3 separate regions of the Homo sapiens genome follow, and regions 2 and 3 are each linked to region 1. The links are chromatin loops, found by intact Hi-C in ENCODE. Cell type or tissue: gastrocnemius medialis. All regions are shown on one strand. Each heading gives the region's core, and the rest is flanking DNA. Links, peaks and the distances in the headings are about the cores only. Region 1 holds the start of TRL-CAG1-7 (tRNA-Leu (anticodon CAG) 1-7). Region 2 holds the start of TRQ-TTG3-1 (tRNA-Gln (anticodon TTG) 3-1). Region 3 holds the start of BTN2A1 (butyrophilin subfamily 2 member A1).

Region 1 (6,792 bases), core at 528-5,527:
AAGGACTTAAGTGTGTCCACTATATACATAGCACTGTTGAATAAACTACACACATGTAACAATGGTTATATCTGAAAGTGTCTTCTAAATAGGAACATTCTGGTCTAGAACCCTTCATTCCTTCCAACTCCTCTCCACCACCAACCTGGTGGATATAAGCACATGTGTCACTTCGAGCTGATGTTATCATTTCACTTCCAAAAAGTCCTTTTCAGAAGACAGCCTCTCTATGAATTTTAACAAAGTGTACAAAATGCGTTAGTTTACTAACTACTTTTGTCATACACTGGCAACCTCTTTAATAGCTACAGACTAGATATTATAAAATCAGGACTCATTTGTCCAGTATATACACAATATATACAGTATAGCAAAGTTAAATGAAATGCTTGTAACATATAGGCAATGGATTAAGCTGAAATTTTCTAATAAACAATGGCAAAACACCTTTTGCAATTTTTTCCCTCCCACCTCCCAGGTGGTTCAACAAATCCACTTCCAAACAGCATTTCCCATCAGTTTTTAAAAGCTATTTACAAAAAGTGTTATTCTACTACTACTACTTTAAAATACATCAAGCACTTCCAAATATCTAAAGACTAGATATTTCATAGCCTGTCCACCATGTACACGGCACTGTTAAATAAAACTGCACACACATAACAATGGTTATCATCTAAGGTATCTTCTAAATGTGACCATTTTGGCCTTGAATCATTCCCTCTTCTCTTCCTTCTCTGCCTTCAATTCAGTGGACAAGTACACGCATGTGTAATGCTTAGAGATGGCTGAACAAATTCCTATGCAAAAGTCAATTACAGAAGACAAGTTTTCCTATGAATTTCAACACAAAGCATACAAAATATGCTAATTTTACTACTTTGTCATACACTGGCAACCTCTAGATGTTAAAAAATTAAGACTATTTGTCCATTATATACACTATATACAGAGCAAAACAAAATGCACAAAACATACAGAAAAATGGTGTCTGAAAATGTCCAAGTATGAACACACTAGCATATTATCTTTTGCAATTTCTTCCCTCCCACCTCCTCTAAACCATTGAGCAAGTATAGACAGTAATATACTGCTCACAAAGGTGGCTTCACAATTCAACTTCCAAAAGTATTTCCTATGAATTTTAGCAAAAAGATATTTACAAATTGGTATTTTACTACCTCTACATTTAATATACATCGGGCACTTCTAAACATCTAGATAGTCTAAATGTTTCAAGTAAGGAGTTAATTTGTCCACTATGTATGTACACAGCAGTCTCGAATAAACTGCAAACATGTAACAACAGTTATAATTTGAAAGAGTCTTCCAAATGTGAACATTCTGGCCTAGAACCCTTCCCATCTCCATCAACCCAGTGGGCAAGAATGCTCAAATTTTCAGAAGACAGTCTTTCCTAGGACTTGTAAAACAAAATGTACAAAATATATTAGTTTACTAACTCTAGTTTTGTTATACACTGGCAACCTCTTTAACATCCAGAAAGACTAGATGTTGTAAATTAGGACTCGTTTGTCCTTTATGTACATTATATACATAGATAAAACAAAATGCACAGACATAGTGATTCATCTTGCCTCGCTGTAAGCAGGATGGCATAGAGCTCTCTGCACCTCCCCCTCCTCTCTCCTCCCCTGAACTACTGCACAAACACAATGAGTATTACTCAACAGGTGATTTGGCCATTCCCCCCAAAAAACAACATTTCTATGAATTGTAACAAAAAGATATTTACAAAATGTGGTTTTACTACCTCTAATTTTAACATATATCAGACACTTCAGAATATCTAAAAAGAATAGACATTTCAAAAAAGCTTAGCATTGTCAACTACATACATAGTAGTGAGGAAGCGAATGCACACAAAACAATGGATAGAATATGAAAATGTCTTCTAAATATGACCAGTCTAGCATAGAACCTTCTTTTTTTCCTTCTCAGGTCTTCGAGCTCCATGTCATCTAACCCACTGAACAAACGTGAACGTATCGCTTCTAGAGGCCGTCTAACAACTCAGTTTCCAAAAGTCAACTCCGGAAGACATGTATTTTCTATGATTTCTTTTAAACAAATGAGAATTTACAAGATGTGTGACTTTCTAACTCTATCATACGTCGGCAACCTCTTTCCATCTAGAAGGGCTAGATGTGACAAATGTTTTCTATTAAAAGGTTGGGGTGGAGTTGAGAGCAGCTTTTTCATATTATATACACAGGCCTTCCGTAAACGGCCTGTGAATCTTCCCAGAGGATGGAGGGCATTTCCAACGGGCCAAACGTGGCCTGTCATTCTACCATTTGTCTCTTCCGACAGCAAGGTCTGGTAGTACGGAGACCAACCGCCCGATCGCCGCTAACCGTTCCACCCGTCGTCGTTCGGGACTTCGCTCACCTCCCAGGCCCGTTAAGGCCTTTGTCCGTTGTCGTTAGGACTAGGTAGGTCTCGCCCAATGGCGACAGAGTGGTCACCCGGGACCCAGATCTGGCGGCTCCGTGGCCTGAAGAGGCGGCCGAGCCTGCCTGCGTCCCTAGGCCGCCTTCCCGGGCCCTCCATGCCCTAACGCCCTCCGCCGCGCGGCGTTCGAGCGGCCGCCATGCTTCCCGGCACGCTACTCCCGCCGCCACCCAAAGGCGCTGCGTCCAGGCTGCTCGGCGGGGGTTTCGTCCAGGCCCGGCAGGCTTGGGCCGGGAGACCCGACGGCCGGCAGGGTCCGGACTGGGAGAGGCCGCCGCCGCCATCAGTCACCGAGGTAGGGTAGGGAAGAGACGTTCGCCACCGCTTCAAGGCCTGGGCCCAGCCAGTGGGCAGCCACAGCAGAGGCCTCCGGTATCTGCAGGGCAGAGGGCGCGGCCTGTCCCGGGGCGCCCCCTAGCTCACCCGCCGACCCGGGGCCGGAGGGCCTGGAGCGCCCTGGAGGAGCGGCCCGCGCTCTGCGTCTCTCCGCGCTCTCTGCCAGACCGGAACTCTTGCAGTGATTTCTTACGGGGAGTAAGGATGAGGTGGGGAATGAGACTGAAGAAATGGAATTAAAAAGATAACTATAACTAAATAAAGAGGAGCCCTGCAGTAATGTAATGAGCCATGAACTGAAGAGTAACATTTATTCAACTCTGCCTGTGAAGGAGGGAGAGGGAAAGACAACTAGAGACAGAGGAGAAACGGAAAAAGGAGGTGAGATTTCAAAACACCGGTAGGTTCTGAAATTATTTTCGGAGTACAGAGTACTTTTTGCTGTCCTTGGAGTGGCTAATAAAAACAAAGAGTGCTTTTATTCCGGAACTCGGAAAATTTATTTTTTAAAAAGAGAGAAGACCATGTCACAAAGAGCAGGTAGGAAAACGTAGCGTAAACTTAAACTCGATTTGTGTCTAAATACTAAAAGTACGAACTGTCAGGAGTGGGATTCGAACCCACGCCTCCAGGGGAGACTGCGACCTGAACGCAGCGCCTTAGACCGCTCGGCCATCCTGACGCGCTTATGCTACATTGTGCTCAGGACTCACTTCTGTCTCTTGTCTAAACGCTATTAGTTCCCCATCCACCAGCCGCCCCCCTACCCCATGTCCCCACCCCCGCCCACCCCCTTGTTGTTCTTTTTCTCAAGATATGGGCATTCCTGGGTTAAAAGGTAAGCCGCCTCTCCGCGAACTGCCTCGGACGGCGCTGCATAGGACCGGTTGTCCGGGCCACAGAGCGGCGTCTCCCGAGTGAACGCCGAGTCACTCCCAGGCTGCGCGGGGAGGGCTGCGGCGGGTGGGGCGGCGGGCGAGGGAGGGCGGGTCGGGGTAGGGGGAGCGGGACGGGGGCGGGGGCGTGGGAGGGGCGGGGCGGGCGTGGGAGGGGCGGGGAGGGGGCGGGGCGGGCGTGAGCCAGCCCAGGGCCGAGTGACTAAGGCGGAAGACGGCGATGGCGCTCTGCTCTCAACTGAATTCTAGTTAAAATAATGGCAATCCTGTTGAACTCAACATTACTAGAATACCTGGCTTAAATTTACACTTAATTCCCAGGAAGTTTTAGGCTTGCTCCAGTTTTTGCTGGAACAAGGTGCTCGCTAATCCTTCTCCTTTGCGTTGTGCTGCAAATCTCCCAGCACGTGGTTACCCTTGGCAGGGCCGGTGGAGGGGACAGGAGCGTGGGAAGCCTGGCTTGTCTTGCCTCTCTGTCGGAGTTTATGGAGGATTTGCGCACTTTTCGGTGTGGATGTTATACTGTAATAAAAACTTTAAAAAGCAAAAGCAAAAACAGCAACAACAAAAATGGGGAGTAGCTTATGTATTTTACTAAACCTGGCGCAGCGGGTACTTGATAGAAGGCCTTGAGCACAACAACTTTTCTAAACATAAACAAAGGTCAGAGGTGACCTACTTCAAATTTTGTTAGCAAGGGTTAGCAGTCAGGATGCCATGGTCGGAATATCACTGACTGGAAGTCAGGGGACCTGAGTACGAATTTCAGACAGAACTAGAACTGGTCACTACCTGGAGAATCTTAGATAAGTCATTTTGCTTCTGTGGACATTAGAAACAGCTTTCTTAGACACCTATAATACTTTCATCGTGAGTTCAATTGATAGAATACAATGTTTAATCCCTTAAATTAAGCATTAAATCCCCATCTCCAGGGAATCAATTAGAGGCAAATTCTGTTCTTCTCAGGCCTACCGATTCAGAAGTTTTGCTATGTCCAACATGGTGACTATAGTTAATAACAACGTTATTGAATACTTGAAAATTGCTAAGAGAGTGGATTTTAAATGTTCTTGCCACAAAAAGAAAAAGATAAGTATGTGATGTAATGGATATGTTAATTAGCTTGATTTAGCCTTCCCACAATGTACACATAGAACAAAACATCATTTTGTACATCATAAATATATATATCTTTATTTGTTGATTTTAAAAATACAAATAAGTAAATTAAAAAGTTATGAGGATAGAGTCCCACAGTAAGTGTTTAATAAGTCCTCTGCAAGGCCTCTAAAATTCAGTCACCTCTGCTCTTTTCACAGGGTAGTGGTGGATACCAACTTTGGAGATGAGGAGAGAGGCAATTCATCCAACATATAGGAAATATTTATTGGGTACCTACTATGTGCCAGGCAGCATTCTAGGTGCTGGTGATCCAACAGTAAACAAACAGACAGAATAAGCTCCACCATCGAAGGGCTTACACTATAATGGGGCAGTGAGCCCAAGAAACATGAAATAAAATGGACAGAGCTGTGCTCCCTTCGGCAAGCACTTACACTAAAATTGGAGCAATGCAGAGAAGATTAGCATGGCCTTTGCACAAGGATGACAGGCAAATTTGTGAAGCATTCCTTTTTGAGACGAAGTCTCGCTCTCGTTGTCCAGGCTGGAGTGCAATGGCGCGATCTCGGCTCACTGCAACCTCCTCCTCCCGGGTTTAAGCGATTCTCCTGCCTCAGCCTCCCTAGGAGCTGGGATTACAGGCGCCCGCCACCATGCCCGGCTAATTTTTGTATTTTTAGTAGAGACGGGGGTCTCACTGTGTTGGCCAGGCTGGTCTCGAACTCCTGACCTCAGGCGATCCACTCATCTCAGTCTCCCAAAGTGCTGGTATGACAGGCGTGAGCCACTGAGCCCGACGGGAGCATTCTATTTTTTTAAAAAAAGAATAAAAAATTAAAAAAAATAATAAAATGGAGAGAAGCTGAGACCTCTAATAAAGTAGTTATTTTAACTCCAGTCTCTAGGCCTCATGAGAAATCCCAGCTTAGTTCCCCAGTGAAAAATAGAATTGCCCTCTAAAGAAAGAGAAGTGGGGGAGGAAAAGCCCAATTTAGAAACAATACATGTATGTATTTTTTGAGACGGGATCTGGCTCTGTTGCCCGCGCTAGAGAGTAGCAGCATGATCCTGGCTCACTGTAGCCTCGAACTCCCAGGAGGAGTACAGGAGCAAGGATTACAGTAGCTAGGACTACAGGCACACACCAGCTGGCCTGGCTGTTTTTTATTGTTTTGTTATTATGTTGCCCTGGCTAGATAGTTTTATAAAAGGTTGAAAATGGCCAGGTGCAGTGGCTCACACCTGTAATCCCACCATTTTGGGAGGCCGAGGCGGGTGGATCACGTGAAGTCAAGAGTTCGAGACCAGCCTAGCCAGCATGGTGTAAACCCATCTCAACTAAAAATTAAAAAAAAAAAAAAAATTAGCCAGGCGTGGTGGCACACGCTTGTAATCCCAGCTACTTGGAAGGCTGAGGTAGGAGAATCGCTTGAATCCAGGAGGCGGAGGTTGCAGTGAGCCGAGATCGTGCCATTGCACTCCAGCCTGGGCAACAAGAGCAAAATTCCATCTCAAATAAATAAATGGTTAAAAATATAGAAAGCAAAACGAAGGCCAGACGTGGTGGCTTCACGCCTGTAATCCCAGCACTTTGGGAGGCCAAGGCGGGTGGATCACCTGAGGTCAGGAGTTCAAGACTAGCCTGGCCAACATGGGGGGTTTCAACCCCATCTCTACTAAAAATACAAAAATAGCCAGGCGTGGTGATGCATACCTGTAATCCCAGCTACTCGGGAGGCTGAGGCAGGAGAATCGCTTCATCCTGGAAGGTGGAGGTTGCAGTGAGCCGAGACTGCCATTGCACTCCAGCCTGGGCAACAAGAACGAAACTTCCCCCGACTCCCCGCAACCCCGCACCCCCCACTCCCCTACCCCCCACCTCCCCACCCCCCTACCCCCCACCTCCCCACCCCCCGCTCCGGCTGGCTTTGCCTAGGCTCATTTATGCCCACCATTCAGC
Region 2 (6,792 bases), core at 1,082-6,081, 210 kb after region 1:
GTAATCCCTGCACTTCGGGAGGTCGAGGTGGTCATATCACCTGAGGTCAGGAGTTTGAGACCAGCCTGGCCAACGTGGTGAAACCCCATTTCTACTAAAAATATAAAAATTAGCCGGGCGCGGTGGCACGCACCTGTAATCCTAGCTACTCGGGAGGCTGAGACATGAGAATCACTTGAACCCGGGAGGTGGAGGTTGCAGTGAGACAAGATCGTGCCACTGCACTCTAGCCCGGGTGACAGAGCAAGACTCAGTCTCAAAAAAAAAAAAAAAAAGAAAGAAAGAAAGAAAAAAGAAACTCCCTTATTTCCCAGTTCATCTGCATCTCATTATTGGGCCGCAAGAATAAGCAGCCTGACCCTCGGTTTGATCGGGGAGCAATAGTAGCAGTATTATTCAGTTACAGAAGTGAAAAATAAGAAACTCAGAACACTAACAGGAGAGAATTGGTTAAATAAATTTATTATTTATAATAGGGCAGAATATTATGTAGCCTTTAACGTGATATTGAAGAATATCTGATATAGAAAGATGCTTAAGACACTTGAAATAGACAAATGATGTATTAAGCAATTAATCGCCATGTGTGATTATAGATTAGTCAGATTATACAGTATAAGCCGTATGGCTAATGATTATACTACAATAATAAGAGTAAATATTTCTGGGTGTGGGATTAGACATTATTTTAATTTGCTTGCTTTTTGCTGACTTGTATTTTTAAAATATTTTAAGATGAAAAGTTTTTCTTTGAAAAAAGAAAATATACAAATTATGTTAAAAAAATTGCTGCACATATACTCTGTGCCAGCTCCATAGAAAGATACATCACACAGAGTTTTTGCTCTGGAGGAAATAGTAGTCCAGTGGAAAAGACAGACAATATCAACTCATAATAAAGAAAAAGGATGAAATTTACAAGGATAAGCCTATGCTTGACCCAGATATAGTGCATTGATATAAGAGTGATGGCCTCTGACTGGATAATGTGAGTGCCAAGAGTGCAGAATGTGGGATTTAGGGGGGAAATCACAGACTATCTACACCAAAGCAGGATTTTGGACTATTATAAGAGTTATCTATGATTTTAAAAAAGAGTGAGAGGACAGAGAAAAGAACCTATATACTGATCTACAAACTAGGTAGACGTAGTTTTGTTTGTTTTCATATATGACAGATAAAACTTAGATTACTCTGTATCAGGAAAGATGCACTGGATAGTTCAACTGTAATTGTTGAGTTTTTGCAACACGATGCAGAGTTAACACGTAGAAGTCACCTTTTAAAAATAACCTTGGGCAATTCATCAGCTGATCTTGAACTCCTGGCCTCAGAGGATCCTCCTGGCCTCAAGGGATCCTCCTGCCTCGGCCTCCCAAACTGCTGGGATTACAGGTATGAGCCACAGCCCAATTTACTGTCTATATTAACATGACTTTACTATTCCACTATTTTCATCAACATACCTTTACCATTCCCAGAGACCTTTGCCCAGGAAGCTAAAGTTGCAAATAAATTTTATTTATTCTAGGACCCTATTGTTTATTCCAGGAAGTTCTTGAAACACATATTAACTTCTTAATAGAAGGCCATGGCCAGGCGCGGTGGCTCACGCCTGTAATCCCAGCACTTTGGGAGGCCGAGGCGTGTGGATCATCTGAGGTCAGGCCAACATGGTGAAACCCCGTGTCTACTAAAAATACAAAAAATTAGCCAGGCGTGGTGGTGGGCGCCTGTAATTCCAGCTACTCAGGAGGCTAAGGCAGGAGAATTGCTTGAACCCGGGAGGCAGAGGTTGCAGTAAACAGAGATCGCGCCACTGCACTCCAGTCTGGGCGACAGAGCGAGACTCCGTCAAAAAAAAAAAAAAAAAAAGCCATAACTGAGGCTTCCAGTTAACAGCCAAGTGAATGAGCTTAATTTCCTTCCTGAAACTCAAATTTTCTCCCTTCCCTTCCCTCCCCTCTCCTCCCACCTTTGTCACCCAGGCTGGAGTGCATTTGATGGGCCATCTCGGCTCACTGCAACCTTCTCCTCCCGGGTTCAAGTGATTCTTGTGCCTCAGCCTCCCGAGTAGCTGGGATTACAGGCGCGTGCCACCACGCCCGGCTAATTTTTGTATTTTTAGTAGAGACAGGGTGTCACCCTGTTGGCCAGGCTGGTCTCGAACCCCTGACTTCAAGCTATCCACCCGCCTCGGCCTCCCAAAATGCTGGGATTACAGGCTTGAGTGTCTTTTTCACTTTGAAAGTCTCCAAGGGTCACGTATCAGCAGACTTTCTGCTTACTTCTACGTTCAAACGTTCTGAAAAATATTCTTACGTATTTACTTACTTCTATGTTCAAACGTTTACTCAGAATATTTAGACATAATATTTGACTGGATTTTTAAAACATTATAGACAGAGAACATACATTGTCACTTTTTTTAAGGGAGATATGATGATAGATGTAAAAGAAAACAAATCCATGTAACTACGTTTAGCACCGGTGGTTAAGTGGTTGAATTCTCACCTGCCGCGCGGAGTTCTAGGTTCTGTTGCCTCCTCGCTGCAACTGTAATTTTTTTTTTCCTGTGAACATTTTCGATGAAAATCTCAAGTAAAAAATGTTTGGAAGTAATAACGACTCCCTCCGGTATCCAGGAATGGCTGAAATTTGCCCAAGCATTTATAATTTCACCTTTATAAATTATGCCAATTAGCCTGCACTTTGTTTTCCCATAACTCGAAACATGCTTCCGTTTTAGAGAACTTCAACCTCAGCTGATTCGAATTTATCGAGGAAGAATTCTAAACCGCTGGTGTTTGGAAGTGGCGTGCAGCCCCATATGGATGGCCAGTGTGCACTTCTCATTCTCCAGGATAATTTGGCAAACGACAACAAATCATTTAAAATTAGGAAGATGCCGAAAATTGTAGCCTCTAATACATACTTGACAAGAGTAATGTTGAAACAGCAGAGTGGCGGAGCGGACTGTCGAGACAGCAGAGTGGCGCAGCGGAAGCGTGCTGGGCCCATAACCCAGAGGTCGATGGATCGAAACCATCCTCTGCTATATGGCCGCATATATTTTACTTGAAGACTAGGACCCTACAGAAAAGAGGTTTTAAAGTAGGCGTGCTAAACGTCAGCGGACCTGACCCGTGTAAGAATCCACAAGGTATCCTGGTGGAAATGCGCATTTGTAGGCTTCAATATCTGTAATCCTACTAATTAGGTGTGGAGAGCTTTCAGCCAGTTTCGTAGGTTTGGAGACCATTTAGGGGTTGGCGTGTGGCCCCCTCGTAAAGTCTTTCGTACTTCCTACATCAGACAAGTCTTGCAATTTGCAATATCTCTTTTAGCCAATATCTAAATCTTTAAAATTTTGATTTTGTTTTTTAACCAGGATGAGAGACATTCCAGAGTTGTTACCTTGTCAAAATAAACAAATTTAAAGATGTCTGTGAAAAGAAACATATATTCCTCATGGGAATATATCCAGGTTGTTGAAGGAGGTACGTAGTCGTGGCCGAGTGGTTAAGGCGATGGACTTGAAATCCATTGGGGTCTCCCCGCGCAGGTTCGAATCCTGCCGACTACGGCGTGCTTTTTTTACTCTCGGGTAGAGGAAATCCGGTGCACTACCTGTGCAATCACACAGAATAACATGGAGTAGTACTTTTTATTTTCCTGTTATTATCTTTCTCCATAAAAGTGGAACCAGATAATTTTAGTTCTTTTGTGTAACAAGACTTAGAGATTTTTTGAAGTGTTACATTGGAAAGCACTTGAAAACACAAGTAATTTCTGACACTGCTATAAAAATGATGGAAAAACGCTCAAGTTGTTTTGCCTTTCAGTCTTCTTGAAATGCTGTCTCCCTATCTGAAATCCAGCTCACGTCTGACTTCCAAAACCGTGCTTGCCTTTAACTTATGGAATAAATATCTCAAACAGATCCTTTCTGGTTCCCCTCGTGTCATCCTACTTTCAGAGGCCGGAATTGCAGAGGAAACACCAGATAGAGAATCTCCAAAACTGTTGCTAAGATGTTTTAAGAGATGTCTAAGTGTTGATATTTTCTTTTATAAACCCTTACGTAGAAAAAAGTATCGTGACCTAAAATTTCAGCAAATGCGAAGTTCTGATTAATCAAGGAACGCTCCTATTCATAATCTCCGTGGGCAGATCAGAACAAGTTTTTGGAAAGGTGAGTTCTGTTCTTGCTTTCTGCCTGCTGGAGCAGTTTTGTTACTTTCTCGGAATCTGGGACTATGCACCTATTTTGAGAGGCCAAAGTAAACAGCACTCTCAATAGACCAATTCCACGTACTACATTCATGTTATCAAAAATATGTCAGGAGATTACTGTGTTGTTGGCCCCATGGTGTAATGGTTAGCACTCTGGACTTTGAATCCAGCGATCCGAGTTCAAATCTCGGTGGGACCTACCAAACTTTTAGTGCTCTTTCTTTCTCTCAAATTACCATTGTACCCAGAGGAGCGTACACCTGATCACTTAAGCACCTTAACATCCCATCCCAGTCGGCAGCACGATGCTTTCCTGCAGAACAGCATCCTCTAATCTTTCACCTGGAATTTCACATCTGTTCTCTCTTGCCCCTCCTCTCTTGTTGGATGCGAGTTCCTCGGATTTAAATTATCATACGCAAGTTTAAGGATACGTCTTTCACCTACCAGACCTCAGTTCTTTCCTTTTTTGAACAATACTCAAACGGGTTCAAGTTTTTTCAGTTTCTAAGACGGACTTGGTCCAGATAGGTTTGTAGTGCATGTGAGTCTCTTGGAGCTTCTGCTACATGGGATGCAGATAGTATTAATTTAATAAATATTAATAGAATACTGCATCGAATAGACATGCTCTGTAATCAGTATTTTTATAAATTCATGAAATTGGTGGCGGAAGGCGGCCCCATGGTGTAATGGTTAGCACTCTGGACTTTGAATCCAGCGATCCGAGTTCAAATCTCGGTGGGACCTGTCCTGCTTTTTGTGACCCATCCTTCGTTCGTCTCTTAAATCATCAACACACAGCGATCTGTGGATTTACTTTCTCATTCACGGTTTCTTCTTCGGATTAGCAAGTGTCATGTAACTCCTGACTGTCATTTCTAGCTTCTGAGTAGTATCATGTCCTTGTACATTCTTGGTCTTTTCTCTTAGCATCCACACTTCCCTGAGTTCCCAAAGGCAGCCAGGGTGTTATTTGAGTGCTCAGGGTGCTTAATGGTTTATGTGTCAGAGGTCCCTCCCGCGAATGTTTTCTTCTTTGGAAGCCCCTCAAAATGCAAGGATTTACATAAGAATTATAGTAGCAAGTGCCCCATGTAAGGGTCCCATAGTATATCGGTTAGCACTCGGGATGCTGAATCCAGGAATTTGAGTCCAAATCTCTTTGGGATTTTAGCAACATCTTGGTCAATGTTCCTCTGTGGTTCTCTTAAATCATTAGCCCACCTTCGAGGTGTACCCACTTGGCTGCAAGCGCTGCCAATCATCATGGCACTCTGTCCTAGAGAAAACTGTCTCTATCTACTGACCTCTGAAATTTTAGCCCTACTCCTATTTTACTTGATGTCTCTTTTTGCCTTTTTGCCCAGAGTTTCTCAGATTCTGGTAAGTTAGAATCTTGGCCCCAGTGATTAAGAGTTTGTTTTACAGCCCCCAATCTCAGTTTCTTCCTTTTCTAGAGCCTATTTAAAGCGTCCCATCTGCTTCTAAGCACTAACACTGTCCTTAAAATGTTTGGACTGCACAGCACTGCAGTTGTACACATCTTAGAGCCTCTGCCGTTTGTACTCAGTTGGGGCGCCATCCAAACTCCTTAAGCTAATGCATTGTCCACATTATTTGAAAGATTAGCTGGTATGTTAAAAGTACACATCAGTCTTTCAGTAGGGATTCAATTTCCATGTCCTGGTGACTTAATGGCTAGCACCTAGGCTTCAAATTTCAGTGGACCTGTCTCAGTTTTGGTGACCTTGCTCTTGAGTTTACCCAAATGGAGAAGCACACTTGGGCATGTATAGATAGTCTCACATATTTGCACTTCTTTTCTGGAGCAACATCCCGCTTCTTGCTCTTTTCTCTGGCTACTGAAAGTTGTCCACTGCCCATCACCCTCATGTATCCTAGAAGCTCTTCTTTTGAAAGCTTTGCTTTGCTTTGCTGGAGCCTGAAGTCAGTTAGACCACTGTAAGTTAATCATCTGCTGGGATGAGTAAAGGTTCATGTGTCAGAGGCCCCACCTATGACTTTTTTCTTCTTCAGAGCTCACTCCGAATGCTCTCTATGCTATCTCTGGACTCGGGCATGAATATGTGCAAACCACAAATTGAGTCATCTGAGAACCTGCATTTTTCTCCCTATGAGAAGCTATTAGTGTTCCTTACATTGAATCTATGCCCATTTTAAAGGTTAACTGACCAGATGCAATAGTATACAAGTCTTCCCTAGAACCTTTGTTATACAAAGATACCATGGTATAACGGTTAACACTCTGGACTCCAAATACAGAAATCCCAACTGTTGGTGGGACTCTAAATTCCTTCTGTTGACTCTCTCTACAGTTCAAAACATATCCTCCAGGGCTCTCAATGACAACAAAAGTGAGCTCCATGAACTCCTCTGGCCTCTAAAAATTGTTCCAGAAAAAAGCCCTGTAGACTTCTTTCTGCCTGTTTAGCCCTATTCATGGTACTATCTTAGTGGCTTTTTATTAGCTTCCTATTGCTTACCACAAATTTGGTGGTTTAAGACAATATGAATTTATTTTTTGTTATTTAT
Region 3 (6,792 bases), core at 1,793-6,792, 63 kb after region 1:
CTTCTCAGTAGACCTCAGCTTCCAGAAGCTCTAGAATAATAACGAGAAGGACGAAAGTCTGCCAGGCGGGCAGAATCCTAAGAAACCTTTTGATCCAAAGACATTGACCCTTCTGTCTAGTTCAGAACTTCACATAACCACCGCTTTCTACCACCCATAGGAGGTGATGGTTTTTAGGAGACTTGACAGATCTAGCCTGCAAATCCAACTCTAATCCTAATTCACACTGTTTACCTCCCAGAGGCTCCATCCATTAGGCAGTATTGCTTTTGTTGTTTTAGGGACAGGGTTTTAGCTCTGCTGTCCAGGTTGGAGTGCAGTGGCAAAATCATAGCTCACTGTGCCTTGTACTCCTGGGCTCAAGAGATCCTCCTGCTTCAGTCTCCCAACTAGCTAGGATTACAGGCATTTTCCACCATTCTTGGCTAACATGTTGCCCAGGCTGGGTGATTTTCTTATAGTACTTGGAGAACATCAACTTATTAGAAAGATCTGGATGATCCAGGGACTAAGATAACCATACCACTTTTTCAATATCAGAGATCATCACCAAAAATCCTAAGAAACTAGACTCACCCTAACTACAATCCATCTTTAAATGAATCTTCCATAAGAGTGAACACCAGGTATGAAAGAGCTGCAAAAGCGTGGTCCTGGGAGACCTTTCAGCCATGTGTGACCATCTAAACTTCTTCTGAGTAATTCCTTTGTAAAGTCTCCCAAAGAATTTTACCAAAGACAGGAAATTAAATCAATAACTTAAGTCTGGTGCTTTGGCTCAATTTAATAAAAAAAAATTTTTTTTTTTGACACAGTCTCACTCTATCGCCTGGGCTGGAATGCAGAAGCATGATCATGGCTCACTGCATCCTCGATTTCTGAGGGTCAGGTGATCCTCCCACCTCAGCCTCCCAAGTAGCTGAGACTACAGGCATGTGCCACCATGCCCAGCTACTTTTTTTTTGTATCTTTTTGTAGAGACTGGATTTTGCCATGTTGCCCAGGCTTATTTTTATTTATTTATTTATTTATTGATTTATTTTTTAGACAGAGTCTTGCTCTGTAGCCCAGGCTAGAGTGAAATGGTAGGATCTCAGCTCATTGCAACCTAGGCCACCTGAATTCAAGTGATTCTCTGGCCTCAGCCTCCCAAGTAGCTGGGACTACAGGCATGTGCCACCATGCCTGGATACTTTTTGTAATTTTAGTAAAGACAGGGTTTCACCATGTTGGCCAGGCTGGTCTCCAGCGCCTGACCTCGGATGACCCACCCGCCTTGGCCTCCCAAAATGCTAGGATTACAGGCATGAATCACTGCACTCGGCCCAGGGTCACTTTAATTTTTATCAAGAGATAAAACTACTTGTACATTTAAAGGCTCAGTGGAATAAGAATTAAAATAACTCAGCAAATTGGAAAACGAAATTCTTCAAAACATTCTATGAGGTTCAATACAGGCAAGCATGACAAAATAGATTTAAGGGCAAAATCAGCCACCAACCAACCTAACAAAGAGAATACAATGAACAAACAAACAAAAAGTCCTAAGCAATCCAATTCAGAGTGGGAAAGGCCAGGCCACTGTCAGTTTTATAGGCAAAGAATGGCAGATTCCTGCCGCGCAGAAACCATAACTGGTCAACCCTGGAGTGCTGCTATGAACACAGTCATGATGCAGGGTCAAGAAACCCTCCTTCCATGATATTCTGCTTTAATCAGATGCAAGGTTGCCTTTGTGTGTAGCAAAGATGGGGTCTCCTACCTGTTATGATTTGAGGCCCCCAGGGAAAGACCCAATTCCCTAGTCCTCACCTCCTCTGTCTGGTCTGATGGAGTGAAATGCCACCACAGATTATCCTGCACCTTAAAGGCTTTTTCAGTCCTCAAATATATCTTTTTTGTTGTTGTTTAATTTTTGATACAGAGTCTTGCTCTGTCGCCCAGGCTGGAGTGATGTGGTAAGATCTCGGCTCCCTGCAACCTCTGCCTCCTGGGTTCAAGCAATTCTTGTGCCTCAGCCTCCCAAGAAGCTCAGATTACAGGCACACTCCACAAAGCCTGGCTAATGTTTCTGTATTTTTAGTAGAGATGGGGTTGCACCATGCTGGCCAGGCTGGTCTCGAACTCCTGGCCTCAAGTAATCCACCTGCCTCTGCCTCCCAAAGTGCTCGTATTACAGGTATGAGCCACCACGCCCAGCCCAAATATATCTTTTAAAGCATAATACACTAACCCCAAAACTGAAGTAATCACTTAATGTCATTTTAACAAATTCCTAGAAATCCCAGTTTAAATGCATTTTTATGTGGAAGGCTTCCCTATTACCTCCCAGCAAAATTCGTAGTCTTTCTCTATGGAGTTAGCAGGAACTATATATAATTTTGCTTCTGTATTTCGTCTTGGTTTAATAAAACCATCTATTTACAATAAGTCACTCTCTCTGCAATCAGCATTTTGGGAAAGATGAAGTAAAGATTAATATTTATCAAGAAATAAGATTTGATATGTTGTAGTTCTCTGGGTAATCAGTTTATTCCAGTTGTCTTGGAACAATTATTGACAGTGTCTCCTCTCACTCTCAGAAGTGCAACCTGGGAGGCAGAGGTTGCAGTGAGACAAGATCGTGCCAGCGAGGGTACAACAGAGCAAGACTCTGTCTCAAAAAGAAAAAAAAAACCCAAAAGAAGTGCACAGTTCAATCCTAAGGCAGGTATAAGACTTCTCTTCCGAGACTGACCATTTTCCCCTGCTCACGGCCTCAGCTGAATTCTGCATGTGCTTCTCAAGAAGTGAAGCCCTTAGCTTAGCAGGGCAAACCCACTCATGTGTCCCTTGTGCAGGAGGAAGGATTTTTCCCTGGAATTCCGTTTCCACAGGGAGAGTGGAAAAGGGAGTCCAGACAAAAATTTGCTGGTCTGCAATGGGCCTGAGGTTAGGAGAGAAACTTTCCCCAAAGTCACACTGTGCCAAAGTAACAAAGCAAAATGAAGCGACGCACCTGCCACTACGAGGTGCAGGATGGCCTCATCGTAGGACCTGCCTTCTTGGAAGTAACAGCGGTAGGTGCCGTTTTCCTGGGCTGTGATGTTGTGTATGACCAGGGCCACGCTGCCCCTGCTGATGTCTTTGCTCACAAAGGTGGTTCTTCCTCGGTACTCCTCCATCTGCTCCTCTGTTCTCTCTCTGCCACCTTTATACACAAACACTGCGGGGGAGAACTGAGACCGGAACCACCGCACCTCCATGTCCTCAGCATTTTTCTCGGGTGACAGATGGCAGCGTAACGTAGTGTTTTCTCCAACCGTGGCCAAGATGGGATCAGTGGGCCCCACGACAATAAACTGGGCTGTTCAACAAAGGGGTAGAGTCAGACAAAGACACCAGCCATCACATCTCTAAGGCAAGAAAGGAAGCAGATATTCTAGGGACAAACTTATTTTTTCCATGGCCATAGGGTCTCTTTGGGCTGAGAAATCTGGGGACCAGTAGCTGTGGCTAGTCGACAGCACCCCTGGGAGCAGTAACTATAAAGTGTGCTTCTGCTTCATGAAGGAAACCCTGAGGAACCTGCCCTGAGCACCCTCTGTCCACCCTGTGCCCTTGAGGGGATTTTCCTCGATTTCCCAATCTAGTGCTGTGCCTGAGTGTACTGTAAACTTGAGCCGTGCAATAGGACACATATCCACTAGCTAGTTCCAACTGAAATGAGCTGTAAGTGTAAAATACACACAGGATTATGAAGATTTAAAATTTCAAAATGTTGACTATCTCATTGGTAATATGGTATATTAACTAAGTATTTAAATATTCGTATTTGATTATTTGGGGCGAAACAAAATATAGTATACAAATTTATTTCATGTTTCTTTTTACTTTTTAAAATAAAAAGTAAAATTTAATTTTTTTTGAAAATTTGCAATTGTACATGCACTCGGCCTTTGTGCCTCACTGTATTCCTTTTGGACAGTGCTGGTATAAATTCAATGAACATGTTCAGAATGAAAGGGTAAGTCAACAACTCCACAGTCCTTCTTTCTTTCCCTTTGCAGACTACAGGGTTGATGTTCCTTTCTGATAGGTGACAGCAGCAAGTGGCACACATCCCTACCTGAGACCAGTGCACACAGGCTGAGGAGGAGGAGGAGGAGGGAGGCTGGCCGGGAGAAGTGCAGGGCAGCAGCTGATTCCATGAGCACCCAGAGCAGGCAGGGACAGGAGGCCTAGGGTTACAGAGGAGAATCAGCCTAGGAGTCTTGGCACCTCAGTGCTGGTCGGGCCCAACCTCTCCCGTCACTCAAGTAGGTCTCATCAGTGCCCCAACTTCAGGGAGTCCCCTGCATCCGAAGGCTCAGGTATGTCCCGAGAGAGGGATTCCTTAAACATTCCATGAAGTAAGCCATCAATGCCAAGATCAAGGGGGCCTTTTTCCGCCCTCCTCGGCTCACTTCTCTGGCCAGAATGCAGTTTCTTCAGTTGTCGCTGGATTCTACCACACCCTCCTCCCTTCACTTCCTCCTCCCCGCGACCCAGGCCGGGCAGCCTGAGGCAAAGACAGGCGAGGCCGCGCCTCCCCACCGGTGGGCTTTCCCTGTCCCAGGACCCCGTCTCGTGTCCACAGCAGACCCCGCTTCCCCCACCTACTGTGCCCACCCCGGAGCTGTAGCGCCTCCCCTCCGTTTCCTACCTTCTAGAATTAAACGTTGCTTTTTCTTTTCTCCGCTGGTTCTCGACGATTCTCCAGTCGTCCCTCTTCTCTCCAATCTGCCCAGGGGCACAGGCACTACTAGACACAAACCTTCCCAAAAGAGGAGAAAAAATTGTTCTTCCCCTTCTCCTAGGTCGCCATGTTTGGAGATGCAGGAAACGAAATCTGGTCTCCTGGGCTTCCACAGTCCCAAGAGTTCCCTAAGTATTTTAGAGCCCAGGATTGGCCGGGTGTGAGTGAACCAGCCAATGGTGTCGAACCTTATTTCTCAGCAGTTGCTGGGTAGAATACACCGAATCACAAATTTCAAGCAGCAAATAACCTTTTGAGATTATCGGGTCTTTTTATTTCCTTTTTCTTTGTTCGAAAGCAAGACTCTCTCTCTCTCTCTTTCTCTCTCAAGACTCTCTCTCTCTCTCTCGCTTTGAGATTCCTTGGGGAGATTCCCTGGGGTTTGTCACTGAGGTCGGTGGCTTTGCTGGTGTCCACAAGGAGAGGCCTCTCTATGTAGAGGGCAATTTTGCTGGGGAGGAAACATGAGCAGGAAAACGTAAGCCGCCCCCTTTCCAAAGCCAGAGGACTCCTGTTCAAGTTGCTGGCTTTGGAGGTTGGGCCTGGAGCGCAGGAGGGCTTGGGGGAAGCTGGCATGGCTGGAGCGGGAGGGGTAGCAAAGGAAAGGAGACAGCAGTTGCAGTGGCTGTTATGAAGGCCTTGCCATTCATTCCAAAGCTATCGGATAAGAGGTGCTGAGAATCCTGACTGAGGATCAAAAACCTTTTCCCTCAGGGAGGTGGCATTCTGGTGGTGGCAGAAGATGGAATTGAGCAAAACTTTCTAGTTGTCCTTCACCTTCTAGATAGTAGGTGGTCAGGTTGGGTCCAAGAGCCACACACAGACACACACACTAGCACACATACCATCCTCCCGTAAACATCATCCCTCTCCCAAAGGCTCCAATCTTGTAATTGTAAAGATATCTTCCAGAATAATCTTCCCGAGGCCCAGTTGTCAATATTCCCCTCAAGTGTCTAAATGCTTAGTCTGGAGGCCTCCAATTCCCTTCTGATTCAATTCAAAACTTTGCAGTTAATACGCTAGCAATGGCTCCACAGTGGCCTTGCATCACAACGTTGCACTCCCTGTGGCCAGTGCTCCTTTTCCCATGCCATGGCTTTCATTTCAATTGCTTGCTCCATCTCTGCCCCGTGAAATCCTGCCCAGCCTTCGTGCCTACTTCCTCCAAGAACAACTCTGAATGTTCCTGCCTGAAGTGTTCTCGGCCTCTTCTGACACCCAAATCTTTTGCTGTTCCCACGTCCTGTCTTGTATTATTGTTACTCAGGTATCCACTGTGTCTCTGCTGTGACAGGAGTACCTGCTTCTCAGGACAGACTTCTGCAGGATGTGATTCCTCTCACCTTACAGGGCCCAGCTCTAAGCTCTAAGCTCTGCTCTTAGCTGTTGTTCAATGCATGAGTGACATGCTCAGGGTAAGGTCATTCCCACCACATCATGGCCCAGTTCCTGGAGTCATTTGGCACCAGAGTGCGAGAGAGAGGTGCTAGCAGGATTAAGCCACTCTAGGTCAGGATTTCTAGGACTGGAAAGGAGGAACCAGTAGGTTCCTTCTGCAGAGAAAGCTCTTTGATGAGAATAAGCTAAAGAAAGCTCTGAGAACTCTTTTTTCCATTGGACTGACCCTTAAACTGTCTCTTTCTCATACAGTAGTCTCACACGTCACCTGATGTTTCTGGATTATAATTCAAATAAGATTCTGGGTTGAGTGGCTTATGAGGGTAAATACATCAGTATTAGAACTGTATGTATATGAATTCCAAACAGGACTGGGCAGCTGTTGAGAAGAGGCAGAAGAGAAGGATGAAAGGGTCTAACAGCATGGCCAGCCAGGATGAGATCTGACTTTATATTTTTTTACCTGAAGAAATAAGGCCCAGGGCTTTGAAGTAGCCCTTTTGCCAGAAGCATCCAGCTAAGCCAGGCTTCAGCCTCTGCCAAAGTTGATCTGAGCTAGAGGGAAACGTGTGTGTTCTGAGAAGGAAGAGGATCAGTTGACGATGGGGTAGCTT

Evidence for each region. A loop is a pair of places that touch in the nucleus more often than their neighbours do. Peaks named below come from ENCODE experiments on the same cell type or tissue, not always from the same donor. Only the 100,000 strongest peaks of a DNase experiment are listed, where the experiment ranks them.
Region 2: it touches region 1 in a loop (2.8-fold over the local background); 23 of 110 quality-filtered maps call a loop at or near these places.
Region 3: it touches region 1 in a loop (3.0-fold over the local background); 27 of 110 quality-filtered maps call a loop at or near these places.

The regions. Positions count from the first base shown.
Region 1 is chr6:26,517,909-26,524,700 of GRCh38, reverse strand. TRL-CAG1-7 (tRNA-Leu (anticodon CAG) 1-7) reads right to left here and starts at 3,493; the gene lies at 3,411-3,493. HCG11 (HLA complex group 11) reads right to left here and starts at 2,995. Exons shown (of 1, transcript NR_026790.1): 1 at 1-2,995. It overlaps LOC107986583 (a long non-coding RNA gene), which reads left to right. Exons shown (of 4, transcript XR_001744057.3): 1 at 1-3,192. It also overlaps the pseudogene RNU6-502P. RefSeq lists silencers at 2,540-3,059, 3,290-3,889. In gastrocnemius medialis, for the core only: a CTCF peak has its summit at 2,892; DNase peaks (open chromatin) are centred at 2,890, 3,520, 3,720 and 4,140; H3K4me3 peaks cover 2,781 bases; H3K27ac peaks cover 3,286 bases.
Region 2 is chr6:26,309,390-26,316,181 of GRCh38, reverse strand. TRQ-TTG3-1 (tRNA-Gln (anticodon TTG) 3-1) reads left to right here and starts at 4,915; the gene lies at 4,915-4,986. It overlaps TRQ-TTG3-2 (tRNA-Gln (anticodon TTG) 3-2), which reads left to right and starts at 4,364; the gene lies at 4,364-4,435. TRS-TGA3-1 (tRNA-Ser (anticodon TGA) 3-1) reads left to right here and starts at 3,505; the gene lies at 3,505-3,586. It overlaps TRX-CAT1-3 (tRNA-iMet (anticodon CAT) 1-3), which reads left to right and starts at 2,987; the gene lies at 2,987-3,058. RefSeq lists silencers at 3,447-3,686, 4,388-4,437, 4,868-4,917 and cis regulatory regions at 4,904-5,123, 6,212-6,326. In gastrocnemius medialis, for the core only: no CTCF peak of the experiment used is centred there; DNase peaks (open chromatin) are centred at 2,991, 3,551 and 4,940; H3K4me3 peaks cover 2,015 bases; H3K27ac peaks cover 4,048 bases.
Region 3 is chr6:26,456,035-26,462,826 of GRCh38, reverse strand. It overlaps BTN2A1 (butyrophilin subfamily 2 member A1), which reads right to left and starts at 4,872. Exons shown (of 8, transcript NM_007049.5): 1 at 4,685-4,872; 2 at 4,109-4,220; 3 at 2,999-3,346. The coding sequence starts at 4,190. RefSeq lists enhancers at 4,682-4,841, 5,002-5,261. In gastrocnemius medialis, for the core only: no CTCF peak of the experiment used is centred there; DNase peaks (open chromatin) are centred at 4,536 and 4,916; H3K4me3 peaks cover 2,236 bases; H3K27ac peaks cover 2,052 bases.